Regions from separate parts of the Homo sapiens genome. Here regions 1, 3, 4, 5 and 6 are each linked to region 2. Evidence: chromatin contacts called from ENCODE Hi-C or POLR2A ChIA-PET data. All regions are on one chromosome and are shown on one strand. The core of a region is the stretch at or near the end of the contact, and the rest is flanking DNA. Distances in the headings are between cores, read along the strand shown. Region 1 has its middle 32 kb from the start of MAP7D1. Region 2 holds the start of AGO3 (argonaute RISC catalytic component 3). Region 3 holds the start of THRAP3 (thyroid hormone receptor associated protein 3). Region 4 holds the start of SH3D21 (SH3 domain containing 21). Region 5 holds the start of KIAA0319L (KIAA0319 like). Region 6 overlaps THRAP3 (thyroid hormone receptor associated protein 3).

The links. Hi-C counts contacts between places; a loop is a spot of excess contacts on that map. ChIA-PET counts read pairs that join two places held with the same protein, here RNA polymerase II (POLR2A). Pooled maps may share reads with other maps.
Region 1: a pooled map shows a loop between it and region 2 (4-fold over the local background). The contact joins the enhancer-like site here to the promoter of AGO3 in region 2. A Hi-C loop is called at or near these places in 6 of 50 pooled maps. POLR2A ChIA-PET finds 5 or more read pairs at or near these places in 4 of 52 experiments (A549, BJ, MCF 10A and 1 more).
Region 3: a map of CD8-positive, alpha-beta T cell shows a loop between it and region 2 (25-fold over the local background). The contact joins the promoter of THRAP3 here to the promoter of AGO3 in region 2. A Hi-C loop is called at or near these places in 4 of 168 maps with a recorded cell type or tissue (CD8-positive, alpha-beta T cell and naive thymus-derived CD4-positive, alpha-beta T cell), 10 of 37 single-sample maps with no recorded cell type and 17 of 50 pooled maps. POLR2A ChIA-PET finds 5 or more read pairs at or near these places in 11 of 52 experiments (CD4-positive, alpha-beta T cell, CD4-positive, alpha-beta memory T cell, CD8-positive, alpha-beta T cell and 8 more).
Region 4: a pooled map shows a loop between it and region 2 (5-fold over the local background). The contact joins the promoter of SH3D21 here to the promoter of AGO3 in region 2. A Hi-C loop is called at or near these places in 8 of 50 pooled maps. POLR2A ChIA-PET finds 5 or more read pairs at or near these places in 4 of 52 experiments (GM12878, PC-9, WTC11 and 1 more).
Region 5: a map of naive thymus-derived CD4-positive, alpha-beta T cell shows a loop between it and region 2 (12-fold over the local background). The contact joins the promoter of KIAA0319L here to the promoter of AGO3 in region 2. A Hi-C loop is called at or near these places in 1 of 168 maps with a recorded cell type or tissue (naive thymus-derived CD4-positive, alpha-beta T cell), 2 of 37 single-sample maps with no recorded cell type and 13 of 50 pooled maps. POLR2A ChIA-PET finds 5 or more read pairs at or near these places in 3 of 52 experiments (AG04450, CD4-positive, alpha-beta T cell and activated B cell).
Region 6: a loop to region 2 is called in a pooled map, with 1.9 times the contacts of the local background. The contact joins the enhancer-like site here to the promoter of AGO3 in region 2. A Hi-C loop is called at or near these places in 1 of 50 pooled maps. POLR2A ChIA-PET finds 5 or more read pairs at or near these places in 2 of 52 experiments (GM12878 and activated CD4-positive, alpha-beta T cell).

What each region holds. Positions count from the first base shown.
Region 1 is chr1:36,186,789-36,189,974 of GRCh38, reverse strand. No RefSeq gene overlaps it. Among named protein-coding and RNA genes, the nearest start is that of MAP7D1, 32 kb to the right of the region's middle. RefSeq lists an enhancer at 1,420-2,118. Within about 2 kb of position 1,739, at least 33 of the 41 ENCODE cell types and tissues checked have a DNase peak (open chromatin) inside an H3K27ac peak, as active enhancers do.
Region 2 is chr1:35,929,846-35,933,075 of GRCh38, reverse strand. It overlaps AGO3 (argonaute RISC catalytic component 3), which reads right to left and starts at 1,971. Exons shown (of 19, transcript NM_024852.4): 1 at 1,631-1,971. The coding sequence starts at 1,649. AGO1 (argonaute RISC component 1) reads right to left here. Exons shown (of 19, transcript NM_012199.5): 19 at 2,544-3,230. RefSeq lists enhancers at 784-1,306, 1,307-1,831, 1,832-2,355 and silencers at 1,469-1,808, 1,819-2,328.
Region 3 is chr1:36,222,795-36,225,834 of GRCh38, reverse strand. THRAP3 (thyroid hormone receptor associated protein 3) reads right to left here and starts at 1,392. Exons shown (of 12, transcript NM_005119.4): 1 at 1,330-1,392. RefSeq lists enhancers at 946-1,474, 1,306-1,515, 1,475-2,002, 1,916-2,215, 2,426-2,595 and a silencer at 1,646-1,765.
Region 4 is chr1:36,304,830-36,307,869 of GRCh38, reverse strand. It overlaps SH3D21 (SH3 domain containing 21), which reads right to left and starts at 1,502. Exons shown (of 16, transcript NM_001162530.2): 1 at 1,446-1,502; 2 at 1,115-1,272; 3 at 965-1,028; 4 at 585-703; 5 at 263-353; 6 at 45-100. The coding sequence starts at 1,449. It overlaps THRAP3 (thyroid hormone receptor associated protein 3), which reads right to left. Exons shown (of 12, transcript NM_005119.4): 12 at 2,513-3,040. RefSeq lists enhancers at 602-651, 454-1,254 and silencers at 752-1,191, 1,412-1,461.
Region 5 is chr1:35,556,048-35,559,332 of GRCh38, reverse strand. It overlaps KIAA0319L (KIAA0319 like), which reads left to right and starts at 1,930. Exons shown (of 21, transcript NM_024874.5): 1 at 1,930-2,126. It overlaps NCDN (neurochondrin), which reads right to left and starts at 1,534. Exons shown (of 7, transcript NM_014284.3): 1 at 1,110-1,534; 2 at 86-226. The coding sequence starts at 1,142. RefSeq lists enhancers at 1-318, 1,697-1,756, 1,046-1,772, 1,773-2,500 and silencers at 706-915, 1,987-2,126, 2,137-2,236.
Region 6 is chr1:36,250,433-36,253,797 of GRCh38, reverse strand. All of the region lies in intron 1 of THRAP3 (thyroid hormone receptor associated protein 3), which reads right to left. Among named protein-coding and RNA genes, the nearest start is that of THRAP3, 28 kb to the right of the region's middle. Within about 2 kb of position 1,462, at least 5 of the 41 ENCODE cell types and tissues checked have a DNase peak (open chromatin) inside an H3K27ac peak, as active enhancers do.

The DNA of each region.
Region 1 (3,186 bases), core at 490-2,989, 260 kb before region 2:
ACTATTTAGAACTCAGACGGTGAAATATTTTTTTCAAGAAGTATTTTTTTAACATTGTTTAGAATGTCAATGCAAGGTAATAATAAAAAGCAAACTGACTTTTAGTCATTTTTATCTTGGTTCTTAAATTCTCTACACATGATGCACTTTTATTTCACACATCTGGGGCAGACCCTGCCCATCATCCTACCCTTGGTAGGCCACCGCAAGCCATACTGGAATCCAATTCGACCTGGCAACTGTGGACCAGAGGGGAGTGACAGGGGCTGCCCCTTGGGAGTCGTTCAAGTTTTTAACCCTTAATTCAGAGGATATTCTCAGGTATTACCTCCTACAGGAGGCCTCCCTTTGACAGTCTCTCCCTGCTTGAACCCAGGTCAAATATTTTTCCTTGTCAGGTATGGTGGTATACACTTGAAGTCCCAGCTACTAGGAAGGCTGAGGCAGGTGGGTCCCTTGAGCCCAGGAGTTTGAGTCTAGCCTGGGCAACTTAATAAGACCCTCATCTCTAAAGATTTTTTTAAAAAATTATCCTTTATATTCCCAAAGCACTGTGTGCTTAATTATGTCACTGACCTCGCACTGTATTCTATTTTTTTTTTTTTTTGAGACAGAGTTTCGCTCTTGTTGCCCAGGCTGGAGTGCAACGGCGTGATCTCAGCTCACCGCAACCTCCGCCTCCCAGGATCAAGCAATTCTCCTGCCTCAGCCTCCCAAATAGCTGGGATTACAGGCATGCACCACCACACCCGGCTAATTTTTTTGTATTTTTAGTAGAGATGGGGTTTCTCCATGTTGAGGCTAGTCTCAAACTCCTGACCTCAGGTGATCCACCCACCTTGGCCTCCCAAAGTGCTGGGATTACAGGCGTGAGCCACCGCGCTGGCTTTGTATTCTATTTTTATGTATTCTTCCACTTCTAGGCTGAATGCACTGAAGGCAAAGACCATGTCCTTACCAGCCAAGGGCGGTGGCTCACACCTGTAATCCTAGCACTTTGGGAGGCGGAGGCAGGAGGATCATTTAAGGCCAGGATTTCAAGACCAACGTGGACAAAAAACGAGATCTGTTTCCACAAAAAATTTAAAAATTAGCCAGGCATGGTGGTGTGCACCTGTGGTCCCAGCTACTTAGGAAGCTGAGGTGGGAGAACCACTCAAGCCCGAGGGGTCCAGGCTGCAATGAGCCATGATCACGCCATTGCACTCCATGCCCTGTTGGTCAATTAGAGCTCAATGTTCTGGCCACATTGGGACATGTCTAATACGGCTGTCCCAAAGTGGAGTGGTTTGGGGAAGGGACTGGCAGTACACAGGAGGTGATGTTGAGCTACCTCAGGATATCATGGCCCCTCATGGTGGGAAGGGGACCTTGCAACTAAGACTCTTATTCTGTGTGTTTGTTCAAGGAATACCTTACCCATATCACTAGCCCTAATTTGCAGATGAGGAAATTGAAGCTCACAGAGGTCAGGAGGGTTGCCTAGTTATAGAGTGAGTCACTGGCCAAGTCTAGAGTAGAGCACACATCTCCTGCAGCCAGGACATCAGCCATAGGCCTGTGGTCTGGTCCATGGTGGACCTGGCAGTTCCAACCTCAACTGCCTTGCCAATGTGCTCATGTAACCACCAGGTGGAGCGAGATCGCCATTCATTGGGAAGCAGGGCACAGGCTTCGGGTTGGACTGAATGTTCCTTTGAGAGGGCCCACGGGCACACACAGTGGAGCTGGGGAGTCCTGTTAAAGAAAGATTGTGTGTGTGTTGAGGGGCGGGGGTGTTGTAACAGAGCTGGAGTTCAGGAGCGTTGGCGACTGGGATGAAGAGGGGAGGAGGGAAGGGCATTTTGCTGCCTTCCTCTGGCCCTGCCTAGTCTGGCCCTACTGGGGAAAGGGCAGAGATGGGGAAAGGGAGGGATCTCCAGAGGGGATGGCTTCTGCCTCCACCTCCGCTCTCTTCAGGCTCAGTCAGGGCCTGGAACAGACCGGACATTCCTCAATCTCCAGCTGGAAACCAGGAAATCAGACCTGGAGGCTACCTCCCTGCAGCCTGGGCCAGTTCTTCCAAAGCCCTCACTGCCCCCTAGGGCCCTGCTGTCTCAGAGGAGCCACACTCCAGGCTCCTAAAGGCTGAGTCTCTCCTAGAACTTCTGTGTTCTTCCCTCCTTCCCTCCTGGCTCCTCTTTCCTGAGCTGTGGGATCAGACCCTTCCTGTGAGCACCACATTTGCATAAGAAATTGCTGTCCTGGCTCACACCTGTAATCCCAACACTTTGGGAGGCTGAGGCAGGAGGATCACTTGAGTCCAGGAGTTCAAGACCAGTGTGAGTAATATAGCGAGACCCTGTCTCTACAGGAAAAAATTAAAAATAATTAACCAGGCATGGTGGTGTGTGCCTGTATTCCCAGCTACTCAGGAGGCTGAGACAGGAGGATCCCTTGAGCCCAGAAGGTTGAGGCTGCAGTGAGCCATGATGGTGCCACTGCACTCCAACTTGGGTGACAGAGTGAGACCCTGTCTCAAAGAGAAAAAAAAAAGAAGAGGCCTGGTGCGGTGGCTCATGCCTGTAATTAATCCTAGCACTTTGGGAGGCTGAGGCGGGAGGATTACTTGAGGCCAGGAGTTCAAGACCAGTCTGGGCAAGATGGCGAAACCCTGTCTCTACCAAAAATACAAAAATTAGCCAGGCATCGTGGCATGTGCCTGTAGTCCCAGCTACTTGGGAGGCTGGGGTGGGGGGATGGTTTGAGCCGGGGAGATGGTGGTTGCAGTAAGCCAAGATCTCATCACTGCACTCCAGCCTGGGAAACAGAGCAAGACTCCATCCTCCCCACCCCCCAAAAAAAGAAGAAAGAAAAAAAAAAGGAAATCGCTATCCACAGAGTGCCAAGTCAAGTCAAACTCATGGCCTGTCCCCATCTCTCACCAGGATTGGTGCTCCTGTCTGGACTTCTCACTACCACTCTTCCCCTTTCCTCAGTCCCTTCTCCAGGTGGTAGTCCTGATCATCTTTTCTCAAATTGTTAATCTGACTATGTTGCCCATCTGCTGAAACCTTTCAGGCACTTTCCCAGCACTCTTGTAATAAACTCTTACTTAGCATGGCGCATGGGTCCTTCGTGGTCTGGTCCTTCCCACCTCTCTGACACCATGCTCCCTCTCAATCTCTAGGTTCCGGCTACACTGCC
Region 2 (3,230 bases), core at 722-3,221:
CCCAAAAAAGAAGAGGTAAAATGTATTTTCTGAGCTGTACTTGGCTTAGTTGTACCAGTTGACTAGGTGGTTTGATGTAACAAATGTTTTCTAAGACATTTCCCATATATATGGGCACAATATCATATGAAAAACCCTAAGGAGAAAAAGAAAAAACTTTAAAAACTTTTTTGAAATATCTTTAAAAGTTTTGGGATGATTAATAAAGGGTCTGACCTTCATGACTTGTTTTCCAGACTTGACAACAGGACAGTTATGTACAAAGATCACCTATGGTCCCAAATAATCACATCTCCTGTACAGTAAAACAGTAGTATGGTAATTTTTTTAAAAGGGCAGGACAGTTTCAGAAATACACAAATCAAAACTGAATAAGAGTCGAAATCTTTTCACAATCCAGACAGACCTTTTAAGACGATATGGGGGAAAGCGAAACAATGGAGCAGGAAAAAGAGATATGGTCTAAATTGATTAGAGAAACTTCCATGTAACAAAATTTGTAAAAAAAAAAAAAAAAAATTTGTAACTCTCTCCCCATCTCATCTCCCCAGTTTGAGTGCTTTTTTGCAACCATTTGACACGTAATCTATTCAACAAAGTTCTTAGCTATCGTTATGTCACTGGTTTCTTTTACGTAAGTTTTTCTTATATCAAATTGGCAAAAAGAGATATGGAATTCAGGAACTTGTAACACCATTAGTAACAAGACAGCCCCGCAAATATTTTGAAAATTAATTTACGAACTTGTGATCGTCTGAAGCATACTTTCAAATTTAATAAGCCAAGCATGATCATTTGTTAGGCAAACCGTTATGCAACACCTTTCTGTCCCTGAATTAATTACTTTAGAACCATAAACAATACTTTTCCTTTTTTAAGGACAAGTACTATCCATGTTGCAATTTTCTCTTAAGACTGCAAAACTGCTGCTCTTGCCCCCAGAGATAAAGCAGTTTTCTTAAATTCCAAATTTCCAGGAATATGACAACTACTTCTCTAAGGAATAGAGAATGAAAAAAAATATACTGTCAGCAATTTTAAGAACCACCTCCTCGTATAAGCAGGGATCCAGGCTGCTATGACATTTCCAAGCTCCTCAGAAACTATCTACCATGCTGCCACAAACAACAGAAAAGAACTCGAGGGTAGGAGCAATGCCATGTTGAATTTAACGTTGCACCAACACCTCCTTCGAACTTAATCTGAAGTTATCCGTTATCTCAGCCTATCTTCACAACTATCCTAAGAGGTAGGTAAGGGAGCTGGCTGGCTGCCCAGCCTCTACGGAACACACAACCTGGCTAAAGGACACGCACTCCAACTAGACAATGGCAAACCATTCTAAAGTCTAGAAGAAGGGTACTCCAGCAAAGAGTAATGCCGCCTAGATAACCCCAAACTTAAATCCTCCAAGCGTTTCCCCGCCTCGCAGTTTCGCCGACTCAGGGGCCCCCGGGGAACTGGGGCTGGGCTGCGGGGAGGTCGCGGAGGAGCAGGGCGAGGGGCGGGAGACCGAGCGATGCCCGCCCGACGCTCACCTCGCGCACCTGGGCCGGGCGGGAGGAGCAGGGATGCTCAGAGGACAGTAGCTGGGTGACATCCCCTACCTGGCCCAGCTACTCTGACTCACCTGCGGAGCCGATTTCCATTCATGGAGCTGGGGGGAGTGCTTCGAGGGAGAACGGAGCCCGCCACTGGCGGCAAGGAGGCGGCCCGGGGGGCGACGCGGCGCGACGCGACGGGCACTCTCACTCGGCCCCGAGGCGGGGGCGGCGACGGCTTCCCCTGAGCAACCGCACTCCGAAAGCTCTGGGCCGGAAGAGTCGCGGACGGAAAACGGCACAGGACTAGGCGAGAGGAAGGGGAGATGTGAGGCGCGGACAGAGGGGAGTCCCGTCCGGAAGTTGCATCGCCCGCGGCCGCCGACGCTCCCACCGCTCCTCCACGACTGCGGGCCGCCGCCGCCGACCTGCCCGGGGCCGCCCCGGAAGCTCGCCGGCGTCAGTTCCGCTGCCTGGCTTGCCCGGCGTCCTCGCCTCGCCTCTGGGCCCCGAGCCGTGCCGGAGCGACGTCGGGGCAGGAGCGGCCGGCGCGGAGGACGCCGGGGAGGTGTCCGGGAGCCGGGCCACATGCGGCGGGCTCGGCCGTACCCCGCCGGGCCGTGCCGGCCGGAGACAACGCGGAGGGGCAGGACTACTCGCGCCGCACGAGTGGGGGCGGTGCCTGTCTGCGACGACGTCGCGGCTGGCGGCGGGGCTTACCTGAGGAGTAGCCTACCTGGAGCCGGCGGGTGAAGGACCCCGAACTGCCGCGGAGGCCCCGAGCCGAGCCCGCTGGGGTAGGGCCACCCTCCTTCCTGAGCCCCCGCCACGCCCAGTCCGATCCACCCCACGCGCCGCCTCCTCACAGGCGGTCAAGTGACCACCGCAATTGACCTAAGTCCTAGGCTGCTTTAACGACCATTTTTAGGAAAAAAAAAATGTATTATAGTTTGGAAAAGATGACTAACAAACAGGACACTACACAAACATCAGATCGAGTAATTTCCATGTTTAAAACTCTTTAATAGCGCCTCGTCACACTTGAAAACCCAAACTCCTTTCCAGGGTGAAAACGCACGGCGTAAATGGGCCCCGCCTGTGCTACAGCTATACTGGTTGGCTTCCAATTCTCCCAACGGGCCAACCGCTGCTTTTTTCTGACTTGGAGCTTCTCTGCTTTTGGTTCCCTTGGCCAGGAACCCTCTCTCTCTTCTCCACCCTCCCCTTACGCCCTACCCCACAGCTTTTTTTTGCGTCTCAACGAAAGACATCTGAGACGCCTTTTCCGGACCACCCATCTATGGTGGGGCACCTGTTAGTCTACTACAGTATTGCCTTGGTAGCCCTTTGCCCAGTCTGTTATTTATTTACTACTTGTGTGCCCCCCACCTCACTTGAATGTCAGGCAAATATTAGGTCCTTAATAAATATTTGTTGCCTTAATGAAACATACTATTTTATTCAGGCTGAGGAATCATTCATAATTTCTCCCCATGTCCCTATGCTTCAGTAATACGGTTTTTTTTAATCAAAATAATTTTTTAAAGAGGAAAAGGAGAAAGAATATCCTATCTTCAGTTCCCCTCACTGTGGGACTTTGGATCAGTCACTTGATCTCTCTGGGCTTCAATTTTCTTATCTGAAAAATTGAGAGAACAGCATGTACCTTACACAGTTTGTAAGGTTAGG
Region 3 (3,040 bases), core at 143-2,642, 290 kb before region 2:
ATTAACGTATGAACATTGGCTCACAAAATACATCTCCCGGCAAAGAACAAACTGAGCCCGATTTGCTCCACAAGTTGTTCATGGCAGGAGCCGGTTTTGGCTATTTAACAAGCTTCTAAATCATAATACACACGTCAGACTGTCTAGAATTACAGAACAGACTACAACAGTACTTCCACAAACGAAAAAAGTCAGGGTCATCTGAAACAGAAGAAAAATAACGGTGTGATACACGCCTCATCTCTCTCGGCGCACACTCTAAAAAAAAAACCTATAAATGATGATATTACTTTTTAACAGTGGCTAAGTGATTTTTATTTTATCTCATTTAGTCTCCACAATAACCCTGTAAAGGGGTCACTGTTACTTACTGCTGTTTTAGTGATAAGAAAACTGAGGCAGCTGGAGATGAAGACTCTTGACCTAAGATCAAAAGATAGCAGGGCCAAGATTTAAACCCAAGCCAACTGGTTCAGGATACTTCTGTTATGCTCCCAACAGAAGCTTCACTGCCTCTCTCTTGCCAGGTCCTTCTATACTCTCAGAGGCTTTCCCTTCACCCCAAGTAACAAATTCCCCATAAACACTGTACTGCCACTGATGGCTTCCAACTTCTGTGCACCATTGCTGCTCCCCAGCTTCTGCTGCCATGCTCCACCCCTAAGATTTGTAAAGTCAAAGACAACAGTTGATAAAAGTTGCTTAGGTGCTAAGAGAAGCAAAATAATTCACCTCATATAAGCAGAACTCACGCCGATTGCCACTGGAATGCAAGCCGGCCTCAGCTCCAGCCCAAGAAAAAAGTGAGAACTCTAATATTCCCGTAGGAGACAAATTTGGACTATCCCGTTTTTGGCCACCAGGCTGGAAAGAACGGAAGCGGTACTAACATTTACTGAGTGGCAGCCACATGCGCCCTAGGAGAAGACCGAACCAGGCCAATGGGGACTGGGTGGGGGGAAGGGCACTCGGGAGTTCCGGGAAAAGAAATCCAAATAACGGGGTTCATACGACCAAAACGGGAGGAGTAGGGAGTGGCCGCCCCCAGGCCGACTGCAAGATAAAGCGGCGTAGGAGCTGCTCTGCAGAGAAGGCGACCAAGAGCCTTGGGAGCTAGGCCGGGGCCAGGGGAAGACCTAAAGGGCGGGGAAGGGGAGGAGCCGGAGGGAACGGAGCCCGCTCAGAAGAGGCCAGGGTGTAAGCTGGGGGGAGCGACTCCACGCCAGGCCTTCCCCGAGCCCCTGACCAGCAGCTGGGGAAAAAAGATAAGAGACGAAACCACTAGAGCCGGTTAAGCTGCCCTAACTTCCATCAGAGGCGCTCACTCACCTGGGCCTACCACAGAGATCGCAGCTGCAGCTCGCAACGGAACAACCAGCCCGAACCTCGCCCCCGCCCCACAGCGCGCCCAGCGTCTCCGCTCTCCGACGACGGCGACGGCGTAGACCCGCTGCCTCCTGGGAAATGTAGTCCTACGCCCTCCTCTCCTGGCCGACTTGGCTGCCATCAGAACTACGTTTCCCAAAAGACAAGGCGAGCGTTGGGCCCGCCGCTTTGCGTCACGCGCTCGGTTGTCGGCGGTCACGTGGGTTGCTCGGGGCCGTCCCCTCCCCCCGCCTGGGTGGCCTGGAGATGGAGGAGGGCGGTGGACGGAAGGGGCGGGGGCGTTGCTGACGCCACTGCCCCCACCATTTTGGAACCAGCCTGGAGGGAGAGTCTGAGCCCCACCCACTCCGGGCCAGCTTGCCTTGTTGAAAAGCTTCCGAGTTGGAAGTCGAGTCTCCCTGTTTTTGGTCTCTGCTGCGCTCCCTTCCGCTTTGTGACCTTGAGCAAATTCATCCCTCCTCTCTAAACTTGTTTCCTCCCCTGTGAAATGAGACTTGTAATTTCTACCCCACAGCGATGTTGCCAGGCTCCGACAAAGTAAGGCACAGGAAAGCCTCAAGCACCCTGAAAGCGCAACGCAAATGGAGGGGTTGGTTTGGTTTCGTTTTTTTAATTTTAATTGTGTGACCTCATTCGGAGACCCAGAAACCGCCTCTCCCCAGCCTGCCTTCTGTAACTATGATTTTCTGACTGTCGTCCTGGGAAGTTTGTTAAAATGGGTGCTACTGGGGTATTGAACCAAAAGTTTACCGGGGAGTGTCTCCCTGCAGTCTACATTTTAAACCGATCTCTCGGGTGATTCTTACCCACCTACAAATTTGAGAATCTCTGCGTTTATCAGTTTTGCACAGGCTGGTTTCCTCCGGAATTTCTGCTCTAGTGTCTCTGAACATTTAAGACCCATCTCATAGGTCATCTGTGATGCTTTCAAAGTTGACTAGCTCCTCCCTATGCCTGTGTTCCCACAGTAAGTTTGCATCTTACTCTGTAAGTATCGGGGCCTTCCCCGACAAGACTGTGAGCTCTTTGAGAGCCGAGATCAGTTTTGATGGATTTCTGCACCTCCAGAGAAAAGTAGACACAGTACACATCAATTAATAAAGAAATCTAATGCTCTTCCTAAGAGAAAAGCTGCAAGGCTCAACTCAAGTAGCAGACCACGCCACATCAGCCCTTGCCCTTAGTGGCTTCGGCAGCATTCCTTGCACACGGCTTACTCTTTCTTCCTTCTTTGAGCACTTCTTGTGGTCGACGTACTGCGCAGTGCTTCTTAAAACGTTCTAATTTAATTGATTTTATTTTTATTTATTTATTTATTTATTTATTGAGATTCTCCCTATGTCGCCCAGGCTGGAGGGCAGTGGTGCGATTTTGGGTCACTGCAACATCTGCCTCCCAGGTTCAAGCGATTCTCCTGCCTAAGCCTCCTGAGTAGCTGATTTTACGGGCATATGCCACCACCCGGCTAATTTTTCTACTTTTTGTGGAGACGGGGTTTCGCCACGTTGGCCAAGCTGGTATCAGACTCCTGACCTCAAGTGATCCACCTGCCTCGGCCTTCCAAAGTGCTGGGATTACAGGCGTGAGCCACGGGGCTGAACCAATGTAATTTTAAATTCAAAGATTTTCTGGGTGTCTACTGTATACAATGCCC
Region 4 (3,040 bases), core at 253-2,752, 380 kb before region 2:
CAAGAGGAACTCACCACCTCTGTGCCTACTCTGAGCCAACTTACCTTGGGAGGCCGCTGGGGACCAGGGCTGACTGAAGGCATGTCTGGGTTACCAAGGCCTAGTGGGGGACAGTGAGGTTAGGGAGGGTGCTAATTCACAGGTTAGGTCATGGGAGAGGGTCAGAGGGGTCACAGGGTCAGGATATGTGAATCACAGGCTCATGCCACTGGGAGGGTCATTGGAGATTGCGAGTCACAGGGTCACAGAGTCGAGGTCTCACTTGGGGGCCCACTGTCCAGCAATTCCACAAAGTTGGATGGGAAGGCTCCCAGCTGCCCGTTCTTCTTCCCCAGCCACCAGCCGTCCTCAATCTGGGGAGAGGGGAGGACGCAGAGGCGTCTGGTTCTGCCCCAAGAGTCCCTAGGATAATCTGCCACCCTTGGTTCTGCCCAAGCGCCCCTTCCTCCCTCCTTCCCTCCCGCGCTTCCCCGTATCTGCACCGTCGCCATTCCCACCGTCCACACCCTCACTTCCCACCCCGCTCACTAGGGAGGCGCGTTCCATCATCCTCCCCCAAACGGTCCCATCACCTCACCCCTCACCTCCTTTATCATTTCCACGATCTCCCCAGCTTGCAGCTTCAGCTCGTCCGCCTGCTCTGGGCTGTAGCTGAAGTTCACTTTGCACCATCTTTGGGGCCTCGGGTGTTTGGCAGGATGACCTAGCACCGGACAAGCGCGGCTGAGCTCCAGTCGGACGCCCCAGTCAGAGGAGCTGGGGGAAGCGCAAGGCGCGCACGTAGCCTTTGGTCCCTCCAGCCCCGCCCCAGGGCGGAGCATTGCACTCGAGAACCAATCACAGACCGCAGGGCGGCCCCGAGGTCCCGCCCAGAGCCGCGCCCGTCACTAAGAGCCGGAGACGCCGGGGTCGCACTGGCTCCGTGCACCCGCCCACCGGCGCCCGTCCCCGCCCTTGCGCTCACCTCGGCGGCGCGCACAGCGCGGCCTCCGCGCCTCTCCGGAGCCCCGCAGGGTCTCTGGGATCTCCTGGGAATCAGGGCACGGGGAAGGCGCTCTCAGCTCCCGGGGGGCGCGCGCTGAGACCCCACAGCCCGCCCCTGGCTCGGCCTCACCTGCACCAGGCGCTCGGGGAAGAGGCCATAGCGGCCCCCAAACTCTCCGCGAAGCCAGCCCCGCGCGGGCACCCAGCGCACCTGCCGGACCACGTCCCCGGGCGCCAGACTCAGCTCGTCCTCCTTCTGCGCGCGGTATCCGGCCAGGACGAGGACTTCTGCGGGCGGAAGACGGGGCCGGCGTGCGGCTCAGAAAGGCCCAGCCGGGCAGCCTGGCTAGGGCGGGCGTGTCCCCAAGCACCGTAGAGGGCAGCGGGGGTCGGGGGGTGGTGTGGGCTCTTGCTATGTCCACGGTTGCAGAGAGAGGCCACCTCAAAGCCTCCGCACTTACCCATGGTTTCCGGGGCGCCCTCCAGAGCCTGGCAGCTCCCTCTGACGGCCGAGTACTGGGCCCGCGCAGGGTGCGACCTGAGGCAAGACAGTAGGGTAAAGGAGGCGTAGCCGCCAGCCGATAGGTCGGGCCAGGTGCTGGGAGTGGGTGTGGAGAGGGGGCGGCCCGGCTCAGCAGGTCCGGCCCCCAACCCCGGGGTGAGGAGGACTCCAGGGTCTCTGGCCTGTGCAGCGGTCACAGCTCCGTCACAGGTTCTTCCGCCCACCTAAATTTTAGGCCAGCCGCCTCTCCCTTTCCCTCAGCTTTTGCCCGGAGGCTCCCAGCTACAATTTGCACAGAGCCTTTCCAGGCCCACCCTTCCCCAGCTCACAAGCTTTTGGCTTGAGGGGAAAAGGTGGGGAGAGGCACATACCAGGGTGGGGCCCCCCAGCAAGTAGCAACCGCTCTAAACCGGCCTTGAGTGAATGAAGTGGCTGCCCTTGTACCAGCAATAGCTTTGAGTGGACACTTCCAGTCTGCTTTCCTTCAAGGCGTACTCCTCTCTGGCCCCGTACCCACTCTCTACCCCCATATAGGAAGGACACAGCAAAGACCCCTGCTTTGGGGCCAGAGGTCTAGTTTGGTTTCAGAAAACACCTCCAGGTTTTCCCTGGGAGTTAGGCCGGGAGAATGAATTTTACCAGCTTCCAAGATTTCTGCTCACAGTTGAGTCCCCAGCCGGCAGGAGTCTGAAGGTTAGGGCCCACCCTATGGCCAGTCCATGTGGGATAGGCTCTTTCAGGTAGAAGGCTGAGCCTACTAACCACATCCCTTGATCCCTGCCCCACCACCATGATGAAGGAAGCCAAAGTCCTTGCCTATGACACCAGTGGAAAAAATCTGTTTCTCCTGGGGTGTCCAAGGTACACAATGCTCCTCCCAGGAAGGACTGTGTCTGTCTGGGACTCCAGCAGCCTGCGCAAGGCCCCACAGGCCCTTTGTCTTTCAGGTTTTCTGAAACTGCCGTGGGAAGTTATCTACCACCCTCAACACACACACACACTCAGGATGACAATGAACAGAACCCGTTTACATCTGCCACTTCATTTATTTTATTTGCAGGAGGAGTTGAAACAAATTTTAAGGGAGATTTTCATTTTCCCCCTAAACATGAATCATTCAAGTAAAACCAACTTAACTATAGAAATGTAGCAAAGTAAGGGGAAAGCAGCACAACAACGCAAGAGGCAAAGGCTGGGGGGGAGAGGTGGGTGCAGTCCGCATATAACATATGCATAAATGCCTTATGATTCACCTGCTCAGGACCGCCTCCCCAGAAGGCAAGCACAAGGACCCATTTTAAGAGGATGTTTCCCCCCAAACATCTGAGAATGCTTCAACTTAAACAGCTTAAGGTTAAAAAGACAAAGAAAAAAAAAAAGAAACCCAAAAAAACCCCTGAACCACCCAGCCATAACCACCTTCCTTAATCGATCATAGGAGTTTCTTTTCATTTTATAAAAAGATTAATAAAAAATATTGAAAAAATTTTCTCATATTTGTAAAGATAATAGAATTCATAAGTTTCTTAGAAAACAGACCAGACACTGCCCTCC
Region 5 (3,285 bases), core at 681-3,180, 370 kb after region 2:
TATCCTTGGGGACTCACTGACCCCATTCCTTGGGGGCCCAACCACCCAGCCCTTCCCACCTCCCAATTTTCAGCCAGTTCCTTACTAGCAGCAGGGCTGCAAACTGCTCGCTGTCATTCTTGGCCTCACGGAGGGCTCCCAGGTAGCGCTCCAGGGTGGGGTTTCGGCCCTCTGCCTGGTTCAGAGCTGGCTCGCAATCCGAGGCCATGATGCTCGCCTTGCCCAACTGTGAACACAAGAGGGACTGAGCATCCCTCTGCAGAGGAGGGACGGGGGTGGGGTGGGGGTGAGAGTGGAGGATGGAGGGAGGGAGGGATTAGCACAGAGGGAGGGGAGGAGAGAATCTGGAGGGGTGGACTCCTCAGGACTGACCTCCCCCCAGAAGCCCCTTTAAGGGGCTGGATCTGCAAATCCTTAGGGATAAAGAAGGGACCCTGGTCCAAGGTCACCTCCAGAAAGCGGGAAAGAAGGACCATGCATGCTGCTGCTCAGCCGGACAGCTCTCCTCACCAGTCTCCTGGGGGTGGGCGGGAGCTGGCCCCACTGCTCAGCTGTCCCCCTGGCACCGGAGGCTGGGTTTTATCTCCCTCCACAGGGACACAGAGGGAGTGAGTGGTGAGGACAGACAGGGAGAAATGGAGACATACATGGGTGAAGTTCGATTATCCGGACTCAGGCTGACATGGGAGAAAAGGACACCCCAGGCTTCCTTTCCCCTCCCTTCTTCAGAGGCAGAGATACGCTTCAGAAGTGAGAATACAAGACGCTCAACAGGGAAGGCTTGGAGGCCCCTTTGGGGACCCCACCCCTCCAGCCAGGGCTCTCAGTCGCCCCCGCAGGCTCCTTGCCTCCTCTCCTTTCCCTCCCTCGGGTAGAGGCTGCAGCAGCAGCAGCAGCGGCGGCGGCAGCAGCAGAATTAACCCCTTGCGCTCCCTCTTCTCGCCCTCCCCGTCCCGCTACCAGCCTGTGGATGCCGGCAGGGGCTGGAGAAGCAAGAGGGGGTCCCGGATAGTTCCCAGGACAACGGAGAATCCAAAAGCCGGATAATCGAAGCAGGGCTGCTGAGATGGGGAGATGAGAAGGGGAGGAGGGTTCCTGGCGGTCACCACCTGTCCCGCCGCAGCCAGGTCACAACACGACATTGATGAAGTCACGACAGGGCGGCGATGAGATCACACTTCACGATGGCGCGGTGATGTCACGGAGAGATCACGTCAAAATCACGACATGGGAGACAGCCCCCAAAGATGACAGGGCAAATTAAAAAAAAAAAAGATATATATTGAAAAGGGCTGTGACAAAATGGAGTCTCGACAGGGCACGATGGTGTCGCGATATGGCGCGATGGAGTCGCGATAGGGTCCCCGGGGTGTGTCGGCATCGATCAGCGCCGGCTCGGAGAGGCCCCGGCTGGGATGCAGGGGAGGGCCCGAAGGGGGCTGAGCTCACCAGGCTGCGGCCCCGAGCGGCGAAGTCTTCTCCCAGCGCGATGCTCCGGGAGCCTCGGGCCGCTGCTCACGCCGCGTTGCCCACTCCTGGCTCCAGGCTGCTGCAGCTCCACCCCCACCCCCGCACCGCTCTTGACGAATCCGCGGCTGCTTCACTCCGGGCTCTGGCCAATGGCAAGTCAGGGTGCTAAGCAGTAGGGGGTGCCGCCGTTGCCGCCATCTTGCTTGTGGGTATTGCCCGAGTCTGGGGGCTGGGGCTCGAGCGAAGGAGGCAAGGTGCAGACTGCCTCTGGAGAGCGGGCGGCGAGAGGCTGGGGGCCCAGATTCCTTCGCTTGTGCGTAGTTTTACCCGCCCAGCACTGCCCCTCCTCCCCCTTGGTCTCGCGGCCGGCATTGCCCTTCCCGGGGGAGGGGCGGGAGGGCTTGGTTAGCATGGAGAGTGTGTTTCCGGGTCGGTCCCGGGGAGGTGGGAGGAGGCGGTGTTTCCGGCCGCCGTCGCTGTCCAGGGAGGCTGAGGCGAGAGGTAGCTGTCCGGGTGGGGAGCCCGCACTACCTTCTTCCTCTTCCTCCTCCTCCTCCGGGTGAGGGGAGCGAAGGTTGGGGGTCCCCGAGCCCATGGACCAGGAGGAGGCGGAGGCCGCCGAGAGCCGGGGCCCCGCTATGTGGCCCTGAGCCCCGGTAGGTGGCCGGGGGCGGCTGGCTGCCAGGCCGAGGACCATGGGCTCAGGGGAGGGGCAAGCGGGACGGGCGATGTCAGCGGCTGCGCTGGCCGGATGTTGGGTCCGGAGGTGGCGCCCCTGGCTCGGCCAGGGCAGCCAGCTGCTTCTGTCCTTGCAGGTGCGCAGCTTGGGTCCCAGGCTGAACCCCGCTTCTCTCGGGCCTGGGCCTAGTCATGCAGCTCCCTCCATCCCCTGAGAGCCAGGCAGACAGCCGGGGTTCGGGGCGCTGCCGTCCTTCTTCCACCTTCGACCTCTGCAGCCTAGTCTTTAGTTGCTGTCTCTGATGTTTGGTCTCTCCACCGAGATAGAAAGTTGGTGCAGAATGAAGAGGGGATGGGGTTGAGCACGATGTGTCCATTATAATGTGAAACCTGCCTCATCCACGATTTTGAAAATTATGCCCCACAGAGGGTCCTGTAGTGGCTGCAGTGAGCACAAAGGTGAAATGAAGGAAGTCAAAATTGATAACCTCTGGCGGGATTCCAGGAACTCTTTGGCTTCTGGTCTCATAGTGGTTGTGTCCAACTGACAGTAGTTGCAGTTAGTGAAGAGCATTAGCTGACTCTCCTTGTGCTCTCTCCTGTGATTAACAGACTGAAAACTAGGAACAAATTGGAAAGACGACCTCCCAGAACAATCTGTTCATTTTTCCAGCTATTTGGAAAACAGTGTCTGCAAATATAAGCAAAGCTATTCATGGCAGTCTGTTCTGTAACTTTCCCAAATATCTGAGACTTTTTAAAAAAGAGCTTTATTCTCGATTACTCATACCAACTGAATAGATTGTTTCAGACGTGCTCCATCGTTGTTCAAACATATCTTATCGCTGTGTACATAAATGGAGTTCCACGTATGTAGTTGACAGACTGAACTGTGATACATCCCCCATCAACCTGAAGTATTAAGTAAACATTACCCCCTGCTCTGTCTGAACAGCTGCTGCAACAGAGAGTGCTTTTATTTTGGGTGTACTTGTAACGCCCTAAATGCCAGAACTATTGTGAGCTTCTCTAGATTTTCATTTGTCAAGTATTGTGGGGGTGTGTGTTCTCTCCCTGGGTTGTTACCCTTTGATTCAGTAACAAACTATTCGGATCTTGGTGATGTGTTGTTGTTCT
Region 6 (3,365 bases), core at 213-2,712, 320 kb before region 2:
TCCGTCTCTACAAAAACTAAAAAAAAAAAAAAAAAAATTAGCCTGACTCAATGGTGTACGCCTGTGGTCCCAGCTATTCAGGAAGCTGGGACAGGAGGCTCGCTTAAGCCCAGGAGCTTGAAGTTGCAGTGAGCTATGATCTCATCACTGCACTCCAGACTAGCTGACGGAGGGAGATTCTGTCTCAAAGAAATAAAACAAAATTAGAAGTCAAAACAGCACTTCTATGGGAAACACATACTGTAATAAAATAATACTAATGACAATAAATGTTTCAATTTCAAGAAATGTCAAATTACTTTATTCACTTCTCATACTGTCAAAAGTTGAACAAGAAGTGATATCTCCATACCCACACAAATCTGAAGCAGATCTTCTGAGCTCAAACTACAGTTCCAGCATATTTCCAACCTTAATGCATGTGTAAACTAAATCTCCATATTTCAAAATCTGTCTAACTGTGCAGCTAAGGAGCTTCCATCTAATCTTCAATTGGAAGCGATTTATCTGCAATGTTATGGTATGCTAAAAGACAAATATCAAGAATCTAACACATTTCTGTGCCTTCCAAAAGATAAATCTGCTCAATTAAAATCACATGCTCAATGATTAATGTATTTGGCAGTACCCAATCTGTGTGAAGACATTTTCAAAGATGACACACATAAAACTTCACGACAGATCAGCATTAACAAATAAATATTTGCCATCAATTTTGAAAGGCACTGCTAACTTGGAAACCCAATTAAGTGAAATTGTACTCCCCAAAAGCAGAATTCCATTCTTATAGCCCTGTTACTACAAAAATTATACTCATTATTTACATTTATATATATATATATATATATATATATATATATATATATATATGCCTATCTATATATATTTTTTGAGACAGAGTCTCACTCTGTCACCCAGGCTGGCGTGCAGTGGCATGGTCTTGGCTCAGTGCAACCCCTGTCCTCCGGGTTCAAGAGATTCTTGTGCCTCAGCCTTGCAAGTAGCTGGGATTACAAGCTTGCGCCACAATGCCTGGCTAATTTTTTTGTATTTTTAGTAGAGACAGGGTTTCGTCATGTTGGCCAGGCTGGTCTCGAACTGACCTCAGGTGATCTGCCCGCCTCAGCCTCCCAAAGCGCTGGGATTGCAGGTGTGAGGCACGGTGCCTAGCCTGATTATTGTATTTTGAAATAAAAACTTTGTGCAAAGTTGTTTTCTCTCTTGTCATGTAAGTACCCACAGAGTAGCCTCAACTTTGCCTCTTGGCCAGCAAAGCCTAAAGTATCTGACCCTTTGGAAAGGTTATCAACCCCTTTTCTTCATCATTTGTCTAACAAATGCATTTAGTGCAGATGGCCACTAAGAATCAACCTTGGCCAGGCACGGTGGCTCATGCCTGTAAACATATACTTTGGGAGGCCAAGGCAGGTGGATCACTTGAGGTCAGGAGTTCCAGGCCAGCCTGACCAACATGGTGAAACCCCGTCTCTACTAAAAGCACACAATTAGCGGGGCATGGTGGCACATGCCTATAATTCCAGTTGCTTGGGCAGCTGAGGCAGGAGAATTGCTTCAACCCGGGAAGCGGAGGTTGCAGTGAGCCAAGATAGCGCCACTGCACTCCAGCCTGGGCAACAAGAGCAAAACTCCGTCTCAAAAATAAATAAATAAAAATAAAAATAAACCCTCATGAATAGTAATTCTCAAAACTGTAAGACTCCCAAATGGTAGGAACTGATATTTTTTAATATTTATGCCCAGCAACTCATAGTAAAACAAATAAAAGTCAGTAATTAGTCATCCCAAAGCAATTTCCAAAGCAACTGAACTCCTCAATAAATAATAAGAGCACATCTGGCTCTGAAGCCTATGTTTGATTCCCAACTCCACCAACTACTAGTTGTGAGACCCCGGATAAGTGACTTAATTAAATCTCACTATCTGTGGTCCCTTATCTATAAAACTGTTCCTACTTCACAGTGTTGTTGAACACCGAATAAATTAATATATGTATAAAGTTCTCAGAAAAGTGCTTGGCACAAAGGAGTACTCAATAAATATTGTTAATTGGGCCAGTATCAAAATGACAGTGAAAAGACACGACTTCAACAAGCTGGTTTGGGTAGTCATGTGGTCATTAAACAATTACATTCTCATGCGAATTCAGAATTTAGCTTTATAGCAAACTCGGAACATAAGACACTAATTCCATCTTGAAAACCTGTAAAAAGAGCAGTAGGCTCTGTCAACGACAAACCCAAGCCTATGCCTAATTCCAGGTTGAATGAGTCTGCTCCTTAAATAACCCTATCATTCTGTGCCTCAAGGTCTCAATGTACAACACAGAGAGGAATCAAACATGCCAACTGATGCACCTGAACGTTTCTACCTAGACCAATGGTTTTTAAACTCATGCTCTCGGGCTGTGCAGAGAGGTTGGGGAAAAGTAACTTTCCCATCTGAGTTATCCCGGTCCAGTAGATCAGACTGAACTGTCAAGAACTCATAATGACTACTTTCCCAGAACTTATCTTTTTATCACATTACAAAACTTTTATAAGCTACCAGCATTTCCTTATCACTTGAGCCTCTATTTCCTTGAAAACCAGTGGTCATGCACTACTACTAAAGTAAACTACTCCTTGAGGGCAGGTATCAGATCAAATTCCTTTTTATATCTCCAGTGCCATAACATACAACTGCCCATTTTAACCATTTTTATATGTACAGTTCAGTGACATTAAGAACATTCAGGCCAGGTGCGGTGACTCACCTGTAATCTCAGCACTTTGGAAGGCCAAGGTGGGCGGATCACTTGAGCTTAGGAGTTCAAGACCAGCCTGACCAACATGGTAAAACCCCATCTCTACTAAAAATACAAAAATTAGCTGGGCGTGGTGGCACACGCCTACAGTCCCAGCCACTCAGTAGGCTGAGGCACAAGAATCGCTTGAGCCCAGGAGGTGGAGGTTGCAGTGAGCTGAGATTGCGCCAATAGATGGGATTACAGGCGCGCACCACCACGCCCAACTAATTTTCTGTATTTTTAGTACAGATTGGGTTTCGCCATGTTGGCCAGGCTGGTCTCGAACTCCCGCCCTCAAGTGATCCGCCCGCTTCAGCCTCCCAAAGTGCTGGGATTACAGGCGTGGGCCACTGTGCCCAGCCTCTAAGGTATATTTTTTTAATGTGTCTTATAAAGTCAGTCTTAGAAAACATTCCTAAATAATCTCACTATTACGTGGCTAAATTGTACTCTACTAGAGAACACAGAGGATGCTAAATCTCTGATTATAAGAATATACCGCCTGTAATCCCAGAACTTTGGGAGACCAAGGCGGGCGGATCACAAGGTCAGGAGATCC